2 separate regions of the Mus musculus genome follow, and region 1 is linked to region 2. The links are chromatin loops, found by intact Hi-C in ENCODE. Cell type or tissue: gastrocnemius. All regions are shown on one strand.

What was found. A loop is a pair of places that touch in the nucleus more often than their neighbours do. Peaks named below come from ENCODE experiments on the same cell type or tissue, not always from the same donor. Only the 100,000 strongest peaks of a DNase experiment are listed, where the experiment ranks them.
Region 1: a loop joins it to region 2, with 2.3 times the contacts of the local background. A loop is called at or near these places in 3 of 42 quality-filtered maps.

What each region holds. Positions count from the first base shown.
Region 1 is chr10:82,794,540-82,797,039 of GRCm38, reverse strand. It overlaps a transcript of Hcfc2 not described here. Among named protein-coding and RNA genes, the nearest start is that of 1700028I16Rik, 16 kb to the left of the region's middle. In gastrocnemius, a CTCF peak has its summit at 1,478 (motif pointing left); DNase peaks (open chromatin) are centred at 1,464 and 1,818; H3K4me3 peaks cover 1,158 bases; H3K27ac peaks cover 1,148 bases.
Region 2 is chr10:83,181,531-83,184,030 of GRCm38, reverse strand. The region is part of intron 2 of Chst11 (carbohydrate sulfotransferase 11); the gene reads right to left. Among named protein-coding and RNA genes, the nearest start is that of Slc41a2, 160 kb to the left of the region's middle. In gastrocnemius, a CTCF peak has its summit at 1,225 (motif pointing right); DNase peaks (open chromatin) are centred at 1,232, 1,906 and 2,054; H3K27ac peaks cover 1,179 bases.

The DNA.
Region 1 (2,500 bases), 390 kb after region 2:
AGAGCATCGCTTGCAAGACACACTTGTTTCCTCCTTCCTTCTTCTCTGTGACCACAGCATTGTTAGGGGAACAGCTCAGTTACCAAAAAAGAAGTGGGGGACCAGAAAAATCTTTTAGCCATGGGCTCGTCAGAAAAGACCAACTCAGCCATTGCACAGGGGCTCTTCTGGTACCGATAGGCATTTCAGCCTAGTTCTAACTATCCTGTCATTGTTGGGGTAGCCTTAAAGAGGACAGAAACGAGAAATTCCTTTCTTGCAGTCAGGCGTGTTTACCGGCTCAGATAAAGAGCAGAGACTCCGGCATTTTCCCCTTTTTGTAAGGGAGGATAATTGCAGGCAGCTGTAGGACCAGATACTACGTAACCATTTCCTCCAGGTGGCTGCTGCTTTTCTCTTTCCCTGCTTTGTTTTTATTTCGACTTTATTTCCTCTCTCCGAAACAGAGCAGGCCATCAAGCAGTTTTTTATTCTTTAAATTTTTATTTTCAAACATGATTGCTTTGCCTGTGTGTGCCTGTGCGGCACATGTGCTCGAAGAAGCCAGATCAGGATGTTGGTGTCTGGTCCGTGGGTGTAAGCTACTATGTGGGTGCTGGGAGCCAAACCTGGGTCCCCTGGATGTCGGTACTCATAACCAGCAAGTCATTGCATTAGTTCCTTTGTCAAGGATTTTAATAGAAATTTGAACAACCAGAAGTAGATGCTTTCTCCCACCCTACCCCGTTCTTTCTCACTCTTCTTTTCCTTCTTTTTTCCTCCTCCTCCTCCTCCTCCTCCTCCTCCTGTTTTTAAAGTAAGGGGCTCACATAGCCAAGTCTGTCTCGACTGTGTATATAGCTAAAGATGACCCTGAATAGGTCCATTTGCCTCCACCTCTCAAGTACCGCAATTACACACAAGCTCACATACACCCCTCTCCATGTTACATAGCGCCAGAAACTGAACCCCAGCCCAGTTGGATCATTCCACTCCCCGAGCTACACCCCCAGCCCCTGAGCACAATTTCTAGTCGAGTCTGAAGAAGGGAAATAGCCAGATGAAGGAGGAGAGGCATGCAGATGCCTCAACACCAGAACCATGCCTGGGCGAGTGATGAGAAAGAAGCCAGGAGGAACCTGGGAGGGGTGGGGGTGGGGCAGATTACAAAACACGGTCGGCTTTCCGTCAAACTGTTTTGAGTTTGATTTTATCTCTGGGTTTGGGGAGCAGGGGAGTATTTAATCTCTAGAATTGAATAATTCAAACAATTTATTGATGATATCTCTGACAGTTGGCAGGAAGGTAGGATGGGATGGGGCAGGAACGCTGGCAAGGAGCCCAGTTCTTTGGCCGGGTGGGACTTGGGACTGAAGCCCTGTAGCAGAAGGGGTGGCATTCCGGAGCTCAGGTAGCATCCATGGGATCTGCAAACAGTTCCTGGGGGGGAAGACAGAGACAAGAATGTGAAGCAAGGAGCTACTGCCCTCCCCTGGCAGGTTCTGGGCAGATTGAGTCATGCGTTAAGCAGTGCACACTGGTTCCCAGAACCGAGCCTGCTGCCTGGAAGCAACGTCAGGAGTTTCCTGCGGCTGGCTCTCCGCACAGCTTTGTCTTTGGCTCCGGTTAAGTGCTGTGCTGGAAACTGGAGTGGGGAAACTGGCATTCTTCCTCTCCCCATGGTACTGTCTACGACAGACAAACAACATATGGAAGCTTGAGATGTCCAAACAAGGCTGCGGGTGTAGCTCAGTGGACAGGGGGCTCACCCAGCCTGTTGGAAGCCCTGAGTGGGGTCCCCAGTGCTACACGTGCTGGACATGATGACGCAGGCTTGTGATCACAGCACTTGAGGCAGAGGCAGGCATTCTGGGCTTGATGACAAGAAGCAGAGAACCTCCTGGAACAGGAGTGTGGGCGGAGCATGCAAGATGAGACCCAGTTCTGAATGAGACTTTCCTGTCGCTTTGTACGTGAGGAAGAGACACTGTCTAGCCTCTCCTTTCTCCCGTGCTGTGACTAGCCATCTCTTAGTGGAGCTTTTGAAGTGATGAGAAAGTAGTGATTTCTGAACGAAGATGACTGCTGAGCATGATATTGTCTCAAAGGGGAAAAAAGGTCAAGGGCTGGAATGATGGCTTAGCAATGCTCCTGCACAGGGTCTGGGTCCAGTTCCCAGCACCGACATGGCAACCCATAACTGTCCGTAACTCCCACTGCAGGTGTAAGGAAACCAGTGTCCTCTTCTGGCCACATGTGGTACACATACATACATGCAGGCAAAAACACTCCTGCACATAAAAATAAATAAATCTTTGGAAAAAAGAGATTACATATGAATAAAATTAAACTGATAATTTCCAAACGCATCACGTCTTAAAATCAAATTCCGAATCCTTCCAAAGAACAAAGTAGTTGAGAGCAGTTAACAGCGATAATCTGGCTGAGAAAAAAAAATTGTCCTCATTTTCTTTGATGAACTGATAGAAAGTAACAGAATGTCTAAATCCAGCACTCAGCA
Region 2 (2,500 bases):
TGGCAGTAGAACCAGGCAGCAAAGCCTTGACTGAACCTGAATGCTGACTCCCTGTGTTGTCTGGTGACTGTAACTCCTTGACTCCACCTTAGCCATCTGACTGTACGGTCAGTGTGGGTGGTCCAGGCACCTGCTCCTAGCCACGGTCCTGGGGTATTTCCATCAGATCAGCTCTGGTGTCTCTGTTACACCCGAGGAACTGCTGGTTGGGTATTCTTCTCCGGGAGTGGGCTCTGCAGGAATGCCAGACACATCTGGCATCTGCTCACGAGGCCTGACTCATGCACATCTGGTATCTCACTGACAGAAAATGACTGATAGACATTAGCTGGAATAACATCCTGGCTGGACAGTTGAAGAAAGGGGCAACATCGCGATGAGCTATCAGTACAGTCAACACACTGTAAAGCAGGCGGTGGATTTCAGGATGCTAGAACTGTAGGCTATTGTGTGTGTGTGTGTGTGTGGTGTGTGTGTGTGTGTGTGTGTGTGTGTGTGTGTGTGTGTGTACTTGTGGAGGTCGATCTTGGGTATTAGGTATCATTCCTTAGACGCTGTCCATCACTCTCCTTCAACAACAATAACAACAACTACTACAACAGTGTTTCTTATTGGCCTGAAACCTACGCTGGGATAACAGACACACATCACAATGCTCAGTGTTTGTTTGTTTGTTTGTTTTTTGCTCCCCCCTATCCGTTCTAGGGATGGAAGCCAGGACCTCAGGCCTGTGCAGCAAGCACTGTACTGGTTGATCTATCTCTGATGCCTCCTGGTCTATCAACACCCCATCTCCCTCATTAATACAAGTTACCCACGTACCATTCCTGGTGGGGAAGAGGCTAGAATTGGGCCAGCCCAGCAGATACCACCGCAAAGTATTCCTCCCTTTCCCACCTGCTAGGCACCTTCTACCCCTTCCACAAGTCACCCACAAACCCAAAAGTCCAAGAAGCCACCCCCAGCATCAGGCCTCACTGTCTCTAGCTGCCCAGCCTTCAACAGTTACAACATTGTGAATGAATACAGCCTGTGCCTTCCCTGCCTGCAGGGCTGCTGGCCCAGGTCTAAATGTCTTGTGTGTCTCAAGCACTTGGTGCTGAATCCTTGCAGGACTCAGAGAAGGAGGGTTAGCATTGTGCCAACACATTAGTGCCTCTCTCCTGCTAAGTCTTTTTCAAGAGAGATGGCCATTTGTCATCCACACGGCAGTGTAACGGGAAGGCCACAGGGAGGCGCCACTGAGACCAGTATCGCTGAATTCACTAGCTGAGGAATGTAAGCGACTGCATTGATTTTTAGGTCACAGCTGAGGATACACAGCGGTGCACAACAGCCACACAGACAACCTGGAGCCCAGAGATGAGTAAGACACCCACAAGCTGAGGACATCAGAGGTGTAAATACCGTGTAACTGGTAGATTTTTGAGCTACTGCGTATGTGGGGGTGGAGGGGGTTGTTGCTCATAACCCAGGTGGAGCATTTCTCTGCGCCCACCTAATCCCAACTCAGCCACCCATTCCTAGGACGCAGCACTGAGGAGGACTTTCCTTGTCTCTCTAACCAGCAGCCCCCTGGAGGTACAGGGATGAATCCCAGGCCAGAGCATGGGACGAGTCAGCCAAGGGGCTTACTGCTATGTATGTGGTTCTAGGCCACCTCTGTGCACCGAGGAAAATACCCCCTCTCCTTTGCCCTCCCTACTATGGTTCATTTGTTTGCAGGTGCGCGTGTGTGCCTGTGCACACAGAGAAAACCAGAGGGTAACCCCTGCTCCTTCAGGTGCCGCTTCCTCCCCCTCTTTTAAAGACAGCATCACATGGGTCAGAAGCTGCCAGTCTGTCTCAGCTTCTAATGAATCAGATCCCATTACAGATGGCTCCGAGCCACTGTGTGGTTGCTGGGAATTGAGCTCAGGACCTCTGGAAGTACAGCCTGTGCTCTTAAGTGCTGAGCCATCTCTCCAGCCCCACGTGCCCAGCTTTTTACGTGGGTTCCAGGAACTGAGCACAGGTTCTCAGGCTGCTGCTGACTGAGCCGGTCTCCCAAGCTCTCAGGGGACATTTCTGTGAAACCCGTGGAGTGTAGAGTCCGGATGGCTGCAAGTTCAGAAACTCAGCGGGAGCAGGTGGCCTACTTTCGTCACCAAGGCAGGGAATGTGGGCTAGGCTCTCCTGGGCTGGCCTGATTTGGGAACTCATTAAAATGAGCAAAAAAACCTGAAAATGGCAGGTTCTCTTTTAAAGGACAGTGCCTCTGCTTGGGCTAACAGGAGAGACAAAACGAATCTATTTCAGGATATAATATTTAACCCTAACCCAACCTCTGAGTGGTCTATGGTCCTTGTCCTTTGGCTTCTCTGCCTCACTTGGGAGAGCTAGGACAGAAGGATATTGGTAGGGGTGGGGTGGGGGGTTCAGGGTAGAAGATGAGAGAAGCTTAGGCACTTTTGTTCACACCAGACTCTACAGGGGCCAACTGTCTAGTGGGGTGTCTCCC